Regions from separate parts of the Homo sapiens genome. Here region 1 is linked to region 2. The links are chromatin loops, found by intact Hi-C in ENCODE. Cell type or tissue: GM12878. All regions are shown on one strand.

The links. Hi-C counts contacts between places; a loop is a spot of excess contacts. Peaks named below come from ENCODE experiments on the same cell type or tissue, not always from the same donor. Only the 100,000 strongest peaks of a DNase experiment are listed, where the experiment ranks them.
Region 1: a loop joins it to region 2, with 2.4 times the contacts of the local background. A loop is called at or near these places in 2 of 110 quality-filtered maps.

The regions. Positions count from the first base shown.
Region 1 is chr14:65,633,139-65,641,138 of GRCh38, reverse strand. All of the region lies in intron 6 of FUT8 (fucosyltransferase 8), which reads right to left. Among named protein-coding and RNA genes, the nearest start is that of MIR625, 170 kb to the right of the region's middle. In GM12878, no CTCF peak of the experiment used is centred here; a DNase peak (open chromatin) is centred at 3,168.
Region 2 is chr14:65,820,415-65,828,414 of GRCh38, reverse strand. No RefSeq gene overlaps it. Among named protein-coding and RNA genes, the nearest start is that of LINC02290, 290 kb to the left of the region's middle. In GM12878, a CTCF peak has its summit at 3,513 (motif pointing right); a DNase peak (open chromatin) is centred at 3,504; H3K27me3 peaks cover 174 bases.

The DNA.
Region 1 (8,000 bases), 190 kb after region 2:
AGAGTGTTAAATAAGTTCACTATCTTGATTGTGGTGATGGTTTCATGGGTGTCTGTATACGTCAAAACTTAACAAATTGTATACTCTAAATATGTGCCGTTTATTTTGTGTCAACTATATCTCAATAAGGCTGTAGAAGAAAAAAAGAAAAAGAAACTACTGCCAAATGATAAAGAGATTACCCTTGAGTTTAAGTCATCAGTAAGCCTTCATATTTGTGTTAAACATCTGGTTCTATTTTTCTTTTGTTTTAAATGCCTTTCTATAGTCAATTCAAGTTAGGTTTTTAATTTATTCATACAAAAATATTTATGGAGTATTTATAATTATGCTAGGCACTGTTCCAGGCTCTGGAGTATAGCACAGAATCAAAGGTACCATAATATATCAGTTCTCTTAGTGTTACATTGATAATTCATTTACTCATTAACTCATTTATTTATATCCATTCTATGTTAATACTCTCTAATGTAGCACTTTGTTTTGGGGGAAATTCTTTAAAGCTAAATGAAGTATTATGTTAGAGAACACAAATATGATGTTATTCTTCCAAGTTCTTATCTTCAAATTAAATAAAATAATATGAGTAAATACTGTTGACAGATTTCTACTTTTGTATGAAAGTCAATAAAGAGTTTAAGTTCACATTATCATTATTTAGGAAGGCATTAAATAACAATTACATTAAAAATATGTTCCAAAAATATTATGTATTTTGACCAAGAATGTTAAACGCTTAAGAGAAATAGAAGCTGTTAGCTGGAGAAATTCAACTAAGTAATAATTTAAAAAATCAATATCATAACTATAATTTTATAAAACTGGCTCTAGTATTTACCATCTGCTTTTTCACTTGAGATGACTGTAGCATTTTTTTTTTCTTTTCTTCTTAGATCCATTGGTTTGGTCCTTTTATTTTTCTTCATCTTAATTTTGCTTTTAGTTTTTGCATTCTTCTAAGTTATTCTATCATCATTTGCTTGTATTTATTTCTTTATTGCTTTATTTCTTTATTTCAAGTCAGGCCACACTAATTTTTCTTCTGACCATTCACTTCTCTCATTTTTCCATTCCAGGAAGAAAAAGTATATGCAGAGCTTACAATCAAATTGCTCCTGTGATGATTCATAATCATTTTTTAAATGGCACATTAAAATGTATTTGGCAGTTGGGGAAACTTGATCAACAACTGGTTATTTGATGATTTTAAACAATGATTCTTAATTTACTTAGGTGTAAAATAGAATGTAGTTACGTTTTGAAAAACTATCTTTTAGAAATTCATACTGAAATAAATACAAATGAAATTATAAAATGTCTGGGATTTGCTTCAAAATGAACCTAGAGATGGTAAGTAGCACTGGTAGTACAGATGAAACAAAACTGATCATAAAGCTGGGTGATGAGGACAAAAGGGTCCACCAGCTCTTATTTTTATACATGTTAAAGTTTTCCATAATAAAAGTTTTCTAAAAAGGAATGACGAAGGAGCCCATAGGAAAACTTAGTGTACCAGAGATATGGGAAATAGTAGAAAGATCCAAAAAAAGTATCAGAAATATAACTATCAAAACAAAGAATTGTAGGGAAGTTTCAAAAGTGTGTGTGTGTGTGTGTGTGTGTGTGTGTCTGGATTTGAAGACAATACTCACAGGAAGTTTAAGCTACTAGACTTTAAACTTCCTAAGGGCAGACACTATGTCTATTTGATTTATGACTATATCACCAGCAATGTACCTAATGCCCAGTATATCCAAATACTTAAGGAATGAATGCACCAATGAACTATTCAATTGGACCTACGCTCCCACAAGCAAGAGCTCTGTAAAATCTGTAAGAATTCAAGATAAAGTTGTTTTTAATAATGCTTAGAAAACTTCCTTCAATAAATTTTCTTCTTTACTTCCTATCACCAGCCTATGTCCTTAGTCAACTTCCAGTATAGCAATCCCCTCTGCTACTTCATGAAATCTACCCATGCCACTATATCCACTACCACTTCTTGTTCTGTCCTTAGTCAAGTTGTTCATTTTTTTTTTTATCTTGGAAAAGGTATTTTCTTTCTCAGTATACTCTTAGGTTTTACTTCTGAGAAACTGCCTGCTTTTTCCTAGATGGTTTCCTCTTAAACTAAAAATTTCTTTCAAATAGGGAAAAGCTCTGAAGGTTTCTGCCCATCCCAGTTGTATTAAATATTTAGCAAATATTTTAATGTAGTTAGGCTGACAACTTTTTCTAATGAGTTACAGATATTACCACTTCTGGCTTTATTTTGGTTAGGCGGAAATACAAATGCAATCTGAATTACTTGGTAGAACACAATTCACAACTCTAAGAATATGTGATGATTAATTTGATCTCAGAGTCAGTATACAAGCACATAAATAACGTATATAGTTATATTCTGGCTTTAAATCTATCTTAACGAATTAGTCCTGTCAAAGAAAAATGAGATCAGGCAAATCCTGTGTTGGAGTGAGGGGTTCCATAAGCTGAAATGTATGTTTAATAGCCTCAATAATGTATCCCCAGCATTAACATTCCCCTTATTCCAAAGGATCATATACTGTCACTGGAGAAGTTTTCTATTTCTCCAATAAAACTTATTTTTGAATGAAAAAAAATCCCTATCCTCATTTAAAAAGTGAAATAGTTGTTTTCCATTTTCACACCTTTTTTCCTCTCTTTCTCTCAAAAAAAAAAGAAAAATAATCTACCAATTTCCAGTAAAAGTCCTATTCAAAACATAAACCAAAGCAAGCAAAACACGGGGGCAAACCAAAAAATCTTTCTGGCCGGACACAGTGGCTCACGCCTGTGATTGCAACACTTTGGGAAGCTGAGGCAGGAGGACTGCTTGAGCTCAGAAGTTTGAGACCAGCCTGGGCAACACAGTGAGAGAGGAGGCAGTTAGGGGCTGGTTAGGCAGATAGAGACGGAGGGTCTTGGGAGAAGGACAATGTTCACAGGAACAACTGTAGGACAGCACCTACACTGCTTCTGCAGCTAACCAGAAGAAATGTGGTTACGAACTTCACCTTGTGCCAGGGTGTTGCTCAGAAACGACTGACCCAACTTAGGCGCAGGTGCAATAAATCAACCTAAATGTTGTTAACTTGACCAAGCTCATTATGTCATTAACATGACATTAACTTTGTGGTTTTAGCACCTGTGGGTTTGGCTTAGGCACTCATGAGTAATACCAAGATGAAGTCACTCTGGCCAACTCCAAGCGTGGGCAGATGCAACACCCCTAGGAGGGAGCTTTACCTCTCCTATTTGGGCAAAATCCACGACGACTTCCTGGCTTCTGCCACACAAAAGACCAGAAGTAAGTCCCGTTTCTGGCAACCTGCTTTCAGGGCCCCTCTGTTTGCTGAGACCTTTCCTTTTGCTTAAGAAATCCTACTCTACTCACTCTCTGGTGTCCACACGCCTTATTCTTCTTGGTTGTGGAACAAGAACTCAGACCTAGCTGAGCTAGGGACTAAGCAGACTGCAACAATAGGGAGATCCCATCTCCACAAAATAAATAAATAAATATAAATAAATCTTTACTGTTATTTCTTTTTACATACTTTATTCACCTGAAATGGGCTTAATTTTGCTTAAAATATCAACTTTGGGGCTATGCAGAAAACAAAATCCATTTTCGTATATCAGAGACAGATAATTTCAAGTTAAACTCGGAGATATCCTTCTGCAGAGGCTATTTGCTCTAACTAGCAGCACTTTACATGAGAACTGCCAACTTCCAACTGCTCCAAACAAGTTAAAAAACTAAGGCTTGAAGTATACAGATCTCACTCATCGTGCCTGTTTAACATGAGCTCATCAGAAATCGCAACATAAATTTTCTAAAGATAATCTCTTCCACATAAAATCACCCAAAAGTCTAGGAAAATGACTTATATTATGGTAAAATGTGGACTCATAATGAATATATATCAGCAACGTGCAGTTTTAAAAATGGACTTCATCAGAAACTACAGAAATAGAAACAATAGCATTTTCTCAATGTTATGATTATATAACACAAGAGTAAGACCAGGACAAAATGGCATTTAATACAACCCAATATTATATGTTCACTTTGCGGGAAAAAACTTTTTAGATAAACATATACAGTAAAAGACTAAAGCCCTTACAAGATTTGCTTGATCCATTCTATTTGAGCCTGATAGCATACTTGTCTATTAGGGTTGTCTTCAATCCGAGTATTATAATCTTTTAATCAGTTTAATCTTTGTAAACCATGCCATACTGCCTTCAACTCTAAAGAGAAAATGATTTTGACAACTATGAACTTTGTCCCACTAAACTCTAGTTGCCCAAAGTGCCTTTTCAATTTTCCATTATGTCCTGTGAAATTGCTCCTCTCAAGTAAAACCAATATACAGGTTAATAAAATTGAGACCAAACTTCTTCTCACAACTGAGCTATATATGACTGTAAACTAGAAATCAACTCCAACTGGAACCTTTAAAACCATGCAAACACATGGAAATTAAATTACCTGCTCCTGAATGATCACTGGGTCAAAAACAAAATCAACATGGAAATTTAAAAATTCTTTGAACTGAATGACAGTAACGACAAATCCTACCATAACCTCTGGGATATGGCAAAGGTGGTGCTAAGAGGAAAGTTCATAGCCCTAAATGCCTACATCACAAAGACTGAAAGAGTACAAACTGACATTCTGAGGTCACACCTCAAGGAACTAGAGAAACAAGAACAAACCAAACCCAAACCCAGCAGAAGAAAGGAAATAACCAAAATCAGAGCAAAACTAAATGAAATGGAAACAAACAAAAAAAAAATACAAAAGATAAATGAAACAAAAAGCAGGTTCTTTGAACAGATAAATAAAATTGATAGATCATTGGCAAGATTAGCCAAGAAAAGAAGAGAAAAAATCCAAATAACCTCAATAAGAAACAAAACAGGAGATACTACAACTGACACCACAGAAATACAAAAGATCATTCAAGGCTACTATGAGCACCTTTATGCACATAAACTAGAAAACCTAGAGGAGATGGATAAATTCCTGGAAAAATACAACCCTCCTAGCTTAAATCAGGAAGAATTAGATACCCTGAACAGAACAATAACAAGCAACAAGATTGAAATGGTAATTAAAAAGTTACCAACAAAAAAAAAAAGTCCAGGACCAAATGGATTCACAGCTGAATTCTACCAGACATTTAAAGGAAGAATTGGTACCAATCCTTTCGATACTAGTCCACAAGACAGAGAAAGAGGGAACCCTCCCTAATTCATTCTATGAAGCCAGCATCACCCTAATACCAAAACCAGGAAAGGACATTAACTGAAAAAGAAAACTACAGACCAGTATCTCTGATGAAAATAGACACTAAAATCCTTAACAAAATACTAGCTAGCCAAATCCAACAACATATCAAAAAGATAATCCACCATGTTCAAGTGGGTTTCATACCAGGGATGCAGGGATGGTTTAATATACGCAAGTCAATAAATGTCATACACCACATAAAAAGAATTGAAAACAAAAATTGCATGACCATTTCAATAGATGCAGAAAAAGCACTCAACAAAATCCAGCATCGCTTTATGACTAAAATTCTCAGCAAAATTGGCATACAAGGGACATACCTCAGTGTAATAAAAGCTATGACAAACCCACAGCCAACATAATACTAAATGGGGAAAAGTTGAAAGCATTCCCTGTGAGAATTAGAATAAGACAAGGATGCCCGCTCTCACCACTCCTCTTTGGCACAGTACTGGAAGTCCTAGCCAGAGCAATCAGACAAGAGAAAGAAAGGGCATCCAAATCGGTAAAGAGGAAGTCAAACCGTCACTGTTTGCTGACGATATGATCATTTACCTCAAAAACCCTAAAGATTCTTTCAAAAAGCTGCTAGAACTGAGGAAGAATTCAGTAGAGTTTACGGAAACAACATTAACATACACAAATCAGTAGCTCTTCTCTATACACCAACAGCGACCAAGCAGAGACTCAATTCAAGAACTCAACCCCTTTTATAAAAGCCGCAAAAAATAAAAATAAAATAAAATACTTAGGAATATACCTAACCGAGGAGGCAAAAGACCTCTACAAGGAGAACTACAAAATAGTGCTGAAAGAAATCATAGATGACACAAACAAATGGAAACGCATCCCATGTTCATGGATGGGCAGAATCAACATTGTGAAAATGACCATACTGCCAAATGCAATCTACAAATTCAATGCAATCCCCATCAAAATACCGCCATCATTCTTCACAGAATTAGAAAAAACAATTCTAAAATTCATATGGAACCAAAAAAGAGTCCGCATAGTCAAAGCAAGACTAAGCAAAAAGAATAAATCTGGAGGCATCACACTACCTGATTTCAAATTATACTATAAAGCCATAGTCACCAAAATGGCATGGTACTGGTATAAAAATAGGCACATAGACCAATGCAACAGAATAGAGAACTCAGAAATTTATTTACAGCCAAAAACTTACAGCCAACTGATCTTCAACAAAGCAAACAAGTGGGGAAAGGACACCCTTTTCTTTTTTTTTTTTTTTTTTTTAATTGATCATTCTTGGGTGTTTCTCGCAGAGGGGGATTTGGCAGGGTCATAGGACAATAGTGGAGGGAAGGTCCACAGATAAACAAGTGAACAAAGGTCTCTGGTTTTCCTAGGCAGAGGACCCTGCAGCCTTCCGCAGTGTTTGTGTCCCTGGATACTTGAGATTAGGGAGTGGTGATGACTCTTAACGAGCATGTTGCCTTCAAGCATCTGTTTAACAAAGCACATCTTGCACCGCCCTTAATCCATTTAACGCTGAGTGGACACAGCACATGTTTCAGAGAGCACAGGGTTGGGGGTAAGGTCATAGATCAACAGGATCCCAAGGCAGAAGAATTTTTCTTAGTACAGAACAAAATGAAAAGTCTCCCATGTCTACTTCTTTCTACACAGACACGGCAACCATCCGATTTCTCAATCTTTTCCCCACCTTTCCCCCCTTTCTATTCCACAAAACCGCCATTGTCATCATGGCCCGTTCTCAATGAGCTGTTGGGTACACCTCCCAGACCGGGTGGTGGCCGGGCAGAGGGGCTCCTCACTTCCCAGTAGCGGTGGCCGGGCAGAGGCGCCCCTCACCTCCCGGATGGGGCGGCTAGCCGGGCAGGGGCTGACCCCCCACCTCCCTCCCGGACGGGGCAGCTGGCCGGGCGGGGGCTGACCCCCACCTCCCTCCTGGACAGGGCAGCTGGCCGAGTGGGGGCTGACCCCCCACCTCCCTCCCGGACAGGGTGGCTGCCGGGCGGAGACGCTCCTCACTTCTCAGACGGGGTGGCTGCCGGGCGGAGGGGCTCCTCACTTCTCAGACGGGGCGGCTGCCTGGCAGAGGGTCTCCTCACTTCTCAGATGGGGCAGCCGGGCAGAGACGCTCCTCACCTCCCAGACGGGGTCGTGGCCGGGCAGAGGCGCTCCTCACATCCCAGACGGGGCGGCGGGGCAGAGGCGCTCCCCACATCTCAGACGATGGGCGGCCGGGCAGAGACGCTCCTCACTTCCTAGATGGGATGGTGGCCGGGAAGAGGCGCTCCTCACTTCCTAGATGGGATGGCGGCTGGGCAGAGACGCTCCTCACTTTCCAGACTGGGCAGCCAGGCAGAGGGGCTCCTCACATCCCAGACGGGGTGGCGGCCAGGCAGAGGCTGCAATCTCGGCACTTTGGGAGGCCAAGGCAGGCGGCTGGGAGGTGGAGGTTGTAGCGAGCCGAGATCACGCCACTGCACTCCAGCCTGGGCACCACTGAGCACTGAGTGAACGAGACTCCGTCTGCAATCCAGGCACCTCAGGAGGCCGAGGCTGGCGGATCACTCGCGGTTAGGAGCTGGAGACCAGCCCGGCCAACACAGCGAAACCCCGTCTCCACCAAAAAAATACGAAAACCAGTCAGGCGTGGCGGCGCGCGCCTGCAATCGCAGGCACTCGGCAG
Region 2 (8,000 bases):
GCTCCTAGGCCTCCAGGAAAGGCATCTACAGCTAATTGAGCCCGCCCTCCTTTCTCACGATAGTCAAGCCAAGAGAAAGAGAAACATACTCTTGTCAATTAAACAAACAAAAGGGAGAGAAAAACAAAACGCCACCAGCAGATTTCACATCCTATGTGCCCAGGAGGATGCCGCCACCCCAGCTGAGCAGATGTAGGATGGCTGGTTGGTGCTGTTCACCTTGTCCTCCTCTTTGCCATCCGCCCCTTGACCACCTTGAACTGCTTTGCCAGCTGCCTGCACTGATTCCCTTTCAGGAGATGGCTCAGCAACCAAAACGTGCAGTGTTTTGGTGCTGCCCTGCGCGCACAGCAGACGCTCTGTGGATGTCCGGTGTCTCAGCAGCCAGTGGGTTGCATGCCTGACATGTTATCTTCCGGCCGCCTCTGTTGCTGCTTCATAGTTTCTGATCTGCTTTGCCTGTTCCTTGTATTCTATGTTCAATCTTCCCTTTACCACAAGTTTTATCTTCTCCCAAAGAGGTGGGGGTCAGTGGGGGTCATCCTTTTCCCATTTCTATGGCAAAAATCCTGCTTGTGCAGTGAGAAAGTAGCTCCACCTCCAGGTCAGGCCCAGAGCATGTCTGACCAAGTGGAGCACCCACACCTCTGGACTCAGTGATTGGTTCACTTTGGGGGTGATGTGGGTGTCAGGGGAGGGAGGGGAATTTTCCTTCTGCTTTGTGGGAACTAAGAACCTTGCAAGCGCGAAGTTCCTCAGGTGGGGCGGGGTGCAACGTGGCAGATATTTACCATGTGCAGAGAAAGCCAGAGAGCCACCCTGGGAAGAAAACTAACACTGGGGAAGACAGACGGAGCAGAGGGTTGGAGAAAAAGTGGTGCAGGGGAGCGAAAAGTGGTTTCTTTCTACTCTTCTAGGTTCATCGGCTAGGCTATGAATTAAATTGACATAAGACAGCGTAACAGGAGAAAAGCCACGTTTAATTATATACATATGCATGGCAGTCCTGCAGAATAAACCTTGAAGACGGGCCAAGTGATTGAAGCTTATGCAGCATCCTGAGCTACAGAAAGGAATAGGGGCTTGGGGCTTTGGGGGGTGGTGGGGACACAAGTTATGGGAGCGTGAGGGGAGGAAATTTGTGCGAATAAAGGCTGTCTTGTTATGCAGATAAAAGTCTCTCCGGTAACAAATATTGTCTCAGGAGCAGAGGTGACAATCTGCCTGGGCTGGTGCCAACCTCTATTCTTCTTTCCTGTGAGCTGAGTTAATCTTCCCCAGTTGAGAAGATTCCCAGGAGGGGATTCATGACAATTGAGTTCCTTTCGGAGGATCCGTCTTTAGGCAGATAAAGGGGCTCAGAGAAAGTCTCTGCCTGCATCACTGTTTCCCAAGTCCCCTGACTTCAAAGTCATCAGCACACCACAGTGGCATATTTGGGGCTGGCATTTCCAGAACGCCTTCAGTGGGATCCTGAAGATATCGTCTGAGTGCTTGAATCAGGGAAACCTAAATTGAAGGCTTTCCTGAACATTTCTGTTCCTCAAGCCAATCCTTTATTTTTTATGCTTAAACTAATTGAAGACGGAATTTTGTCACTTGCAACTGCTGCCTCACTAATGTGTCTTCTGACCTAAATCTTGGAGTCATTTCTGTATTATTTAAGGTTCTTTCACTTGCAAGTAACAGCAACTCTATTCAAGTTAACTTATGCCAAAAAGGGGAGAGAATCCTAAGCTGCAAAGAAAGAATATGGGTGCAACTGGCCCTGGGGACGGTGGCACTGGGGCATTCTTTCTTAGGCAGCCACTCCTGCCTCTTCCCTTGGTCTGCACATCCTTAAAAGACTGCTTCCTTCGCTACCAGAGATCTGGACTTGCGCCCTTATAGACTCATGAAGAAAGCACAGTTTCGGGGAAGGACTCTGCCTTGCTTTGTGTCTGTCCCTGGACTCACCCCTGTGGCTGGGGAAGAGCAGCTGTGACTGGTCTCTTCTGGGTCACACATGCACCCAACAGGGAGGAAGGAGAGGTCTGTCGCCAGAAGAAGGTAAAGGAAAAAGTATAGGCAGTGGAAACAATACTCACCCCCAACTTCCTACCTCAGAGGTCCAGTGAAACTCCTCCCGAAAGCATCCCTGAAAAGCCCCATTCAGATTGCGGGCATCTGGTCATTTCATTCACCCGGCAATAAATCACCCTCGCAATTTGTGTCATTGAACTTTTTGGAGAATACTTTTGGAGTGTTAAAATAGGATTGACTTTCTATTGAAAGCTGTAAACATTTTTATTTGTAGCTTAATTTTTATCCTCGTGTTGTTTGACAGTTTCTCCTCAAGAGGGGAAGAAGCAGTAGGAGTCTGTTGGCAAAGCACTCCATATTGCTGAGCAGCAAGTAAACCAGCAAGCATGGCGCTTCCAGCTGCACACCGTCTCCTCTGAGACCCAGCTACAGCCATCCAACTGAATGACTTCTTGCCTTTTGGCCTTCAGAGTGCATGTGTGCCCGTGCGTGTGCACGGGTGTGCTTGGCATCATGTGTGCATCTCTAGACAATGAGGAGTGTGGAGGGACAGGTGAAGGATCAAGGCAGGAGGTACAGCCAACTCAAGAAATGAGGCAGGAGAACAATGCACAGTTCCCCTTCTCACTGTGCACGTTGACCTATTTGTCACAGGCTGAAAAGAGCTGGGAACATGGTGGAAGGCTCTTACTTGTAAATGTCGTTCAGACTTTTGAATGGATCTTTTAAGATCAGGAAATGGGATCCATAGTTTACAGGCTTTGTTAGCAGCCAATTTGTTCTACTTGATCCAGAGCATTTAGGCAACGCTACCAAAGAATCTCCTACCAATGAGTTGTGAGTGTTCTTGTCAATATTTTACACATTAACAAGGATCCTAGTTAGAATATGAAGTTAGACATGTTTCTTTCAAGGGAACACGTTACAATGACTGAGGGATAAATATAGATATATAGATATGTCTATATATTAAAGAAGGCAACATAGGACTAATTAAATATTATTTATAATCACTATATGATTTAATACATTAATCTATTAATAGTACCAAAATAAAATTTTAATCCTTCAAGTAATTTGCAATAATATTTAGTAATTGACAGCATTCCATGTAAAGCAGTAATTTTTTTAATGAATCATGTGTTAGTTAATTTAATAGGCCTTCTACCTTAAAAATAATTATGTTTGTAATTAAAACATTTCAATTAATTATAAGGGCTTCTTATGTGATTTAAGTCTATTAAAGACAATTTAATTACCAAACTTTGAATGTGTTATCATTCCAATCACAAAACGATTTTAAATACTTTTCTTAATATCCAGGTCTTTATATTAGTCATTTATTCCTGTTGATATAAAAAGCATCCTAATTTGGTCGTGATGACAGCTACTGATATCAAGAAATAGGGGGGTAATTTGAACAAATAATGGTGAACATGGTGGATAGTAGTCTGCATGCAGCCTTTCTGCGGGGCACACATGCAATAACTAAAGGTGGACACTAGAGGGAGGCAGACAGAGAGGGTGAGAAGGAAGAAAAAGTAGAGCTATACACGAGCTGGACTTGAATGAAGACTGTGTTTTGGTTTGACCCCTTTGATGCTCATTTTCTGGAGGCCATACCCAGAAACCTAATTAGAAATACGGTTCATGATTCACACACCATGAACTTACTTTATCCGGGAAGAGACCTGAGCAAGTCATGCTCACCTCTGAAGAAAGCAAGCTCATTGTAATTCTCCTTCTCCACACTGAATACCTGTGTAATACATTTCAGTTTTCAAAGTGATTTCATATACATTATCTTATTTTGGAGTCAATATGGTGTAGCAGAAAGAAAATTAGACTTGAGTCAGGGAATCTGAATTGTAGCCTGGTCTCTTTCACTACATGCCTGTGACCTTGGATGAGGTACTTAACCTGTCTGGCAGAAGCTTCCTCATAGGTAACATGCTGGTGTTAGAACAGATGATCTCTAAGGTCCCTTCAATTCCAAAACTCTGTGATTTTATGATGCAGCCCATATAAGAGAGACTGTGTGTGCATGTATGTGCACTTGGAATGTGTGTGCCTTGCCTTAAATGAGAATTATTTCAAATAAAACACTATTCTGGCTTCAGTGAAAGCATTTTCTCCTTCTGCCTTGGAGGGATAATGCAAACACAAGGGAAGTCCCAAGTAGTGAAACAGCCCCTCCGGGACCCAGCAAGTACCAAGATTGGGTTACAAAACTTAATGTGTATATGAAATGTTTCCATCAACTTATAAAATAAAAGTACAATAAAAGCAGTGGCTTTTTATTATTATTTAGATTTAAATCATCCCCTGCAGTGTTGAAAACCCAAGGGCAACCTTCCGAATTTAGCAGGATCTCAGAATGAAATGGAAATAGAATGTAGCAAGGGAAATAGATGCATTAGACATCATCGTCCTACCTAAGAGGAAATTCTTGTTCTTTGTTCCTTGTGTTTCTTTAAGCCCAGCAAACGGCACAAATGTTGAAAGCTTATTAGAATTTTAAAGACTTCTCAGCATACTGATAAATTCTAACTTTTAGAATCTCTGAATTATTTTTTGTCTGAACACTGGCTCTTCTATGTCATTTTCATTAAATGAACACACAGCAATTTTCATCCCCAGCCTTGAAGAAATTCTTTAACTTTCTTGCCTGGTTGTATTTAAGTGTCCTCAAATGTACTCCCTATTTCTCATCCATTTCGTTACCTCTCTGTTTCCAAGCTTCTGGCTCAGAGGGGAAAAAAAAAGCAGAGCCACACTCTAGGAGAACTAGGAATGTGCACCCGGAGTCCCACTCAGAGACAGGAGGGATTCAGTTTCACGGACTCTCAGGTCAGGGCTTGGGTAAGGGACCCAGGAGGCCCAGAAAGCCCGTACTAACAAATAACATTCCAGGGTTCCCAGAGTGGCGGTATGACCTGGCTAAGGTGAGCTCCAAAGGGCAGTTCACCAGATCAGCACAACCTCATCTGGAAAGCAGAGAAAACAGGCGAGGCTGTGAGGAGGGTACTTAGAATCTCAGATGCCATGGCTGCCCAAAGATTAAATGGAAAGCAACCATACTGAAAGAAGGGCTAGCAAGTAGAAACATGAGATGCATCAGAAAGCGCTTCGGTGAGATCCCTAGAGCTCCTTTCCCCCCAAGGAATTCCAACTTAAGGGGAATATTTCATTCAACAATATGTATTAAGCTCCTATTGGCACTGTTTTAAATACTAGAGCTACACCACTAGACAAGTCAGACAAAAACCTCTGCTCTTATGGAGCTTATGTCCCTGTGAGGAAAAAGAGCCTAAATGTATGAAATAAATACATGATTGGGTATGTTAGATACTGGTGGAAACTGCTGTGGAAAATATATAGTAAGGTAAAGAGGATAAGAAGGATTAGGGATCAGGGAAAATCTGTTTGCCCTCTAGGGTGGTCAGGGTGGGCCTGGCTAAAAATATGATGTTTCAGCAAAGATTTTTAAAGCGTGAGGGAGAGAGCCATGCAGATATGTAGGGAAGACGCATTCTAGCCAGAGGAGCAGCCAGCACATGGGCCCTGAGGGGGCCACAGTATGTGGGAAGACAGGAACGTAGCTGGAACAGAGGGAATGACAGGAGTCATACAAGAAGGCGAGGTCAGAGAAGTCATCATAGCCAAAATAGGCAGAGCATGTAATGCCATTGTGAGGACTTTGGGTTTTACTTTGAGTGAAATGGGGAACCATTGGAGGGTTTTGAGCAGAGGGTTTGAGCGCCATGACCTGATTTATACTTTAATCGGACCACTCCAGCACCTGTGTTGAGATTAGCCTGCAAGGGGCAAAGGGGGAAATAGAGAACACAGTTAGGAGGCCATCGCCATATTTACGTAGCGGCTGATGACAATGTGGACCAGGAATGGAGCAGTGGAGGTGATGAGAAGTGCTGGGAGCCCAAGTGAGATGTTGAAGGAAGCATCAGCAGGGCGTGCCGACGTGTCAGATACGGGTGTGAGAAAGAGGAATCAAGGATGACTGACCACCAGGTCACACAGTGGCCATCAGCTGAAATGGAGACAGCCGCAAGTCATGTGGGGGTTCTGGGAAAAGATCAGAGGTTTCCATTGGATGTGTCAAGTTTGAGAAATCCAGTGGACATCTAGTGAGGTTGCTGAGTAGATCCAGCCTGAAGATGGAACTTGGGAGTCCTCAGCAAATAGAAGGTAATCAAAACTGTGAGACCAGAAAAGATCACCAAGGTCTCCAGGGCAGTGGGTAGAGATGGACAAAAGAAGTAAGGACAGAGCTCTGCAGCACTGAGTGTTCAAATGTCTGGATTGCATGGGGACTGGATTTTGGTTAGGTCGGATTTAAGAAATTACTTAGGGACTCAAACTTGAAGAAGGTGCCTGGTGTGGTGAGAGGGAGGGCAGGTGTACCCGCAGCTGACTTTTCCCGGGGATCACTTCCCCCACCATCCTCCATTGCCGTGGCCCTTGTAAGTCTACATCCAGTAGACACTTTGACCCCAGGGGCATCCGAGTGTCTTCTATGTGCTTAGGCATCTCAAGCAAGCATCCAATCCTAAAAAGCCTGGATTGCTAAGTCTCTTTGTTTTCACTGGGCCTCCTATTGTTTCCAGTCAAAAGCATATAACTACTTCATGAATTTATGCAAAAGTAAATGCAGTATCCCCTGCCTAGGGCCTAGCCATGCCTGTTTATCTGCGCTGCTTCTGAGCTGCTGTTCATTGGGGCCAGTGCATCTGCCGCCTTGAGCTATAAACCTCCCTTGCTCCTGGCTCCTCCAATCCACGTTCCCTCCTTTATGGCTCTGTCCCCGGTGCTTTCCCTCCCTGCAGCACCTCCTTAGGATGGTCAGCCACAGTTCCCGCACACACTCACGGATTTCATATCCAGGGCGTCACTACCAGCCCGTAGCTGCCCTGCACCACCTGAGCAGCAGGCTGTGGGAAGGCGCCTAACCCACCCAGTCACCACAGCTGGTTTCTCACCGTGGCCCAGGAGCAGCAGGCTTAGCTGAGTCCATCCACCACCCTACCACACCATGTGGGCCCCACACCTGCCTTCTTTCTTGAGGAATGACTGATTTTCTTTAAAATTTACATGAGAAAAGACACAGGTTTGCATAGCACCTCCATGGTCAACTTCTCCTGGTATATCCTACACAAGGTGAGGGGTTTGAATTCGCCTGGTAAGCTCATACTGCACTGCATATAACTCAAGGTTAAGTGTGGCTTTCTCTCTGAAATGCCCTCCCAAATGGAGCACCTTCCTAAATCCCTCGTGTCAGTGTTGCAGCTCTGCCACGCCCCACTCTTGGAGGTGTCCTCTGTGCCACAGCAGGCCCCCAGAGCCCTTATGAGGTGAAGAGGGCTGCCTCCAGTCCCTTCTTGGCTAGAGCCACTGCAAGGTGGTTCAGAAGCACTGTGGTCCCTTCCCAGAGTACTTTCTGGCTACTGGACCTTTCCCAGGTCAAGCCCAGAGCATACTATAATCTCTGAGAGCAGCAGGCCATGAGAAAGCAGAATGACTATTACTTTAACTTAGAAAGGAGAGGCTTCCTAAGCTTGAGCCTTCAAACAAAGCTTCCTTTCCCCAGATCTCCATCTCTCTCCCCTTCTCAGTCTCTACCGTTTTCATGCAGCCCCTCTCCTTCAGGTGCCCCACCCAGCCCTCCTCTTTACAGTGGAAACTCCACCCCTTTCCACAAACACAGAGGAGGGGTGCTGTCCCCTCCCTTCCCACCTCCTCCGACTCCAGCATCTCATGTCCTCTGGCTGGTTCCCAAGTAGAGTGGGAAGATTTGGAAATGGAGGGAGTGTTGGGGACAGCCACAGTGACTGGGGCACACTATTGGCATTTAGTGCTGCAGGGCCAGGGATGCCAAACATCCAACAAGGGTTGAGACGGTCTTTTTCCAGCCAAAGCACCAACTAATCCCAGTAAGAATCACTCAGGCACCGAGAGTG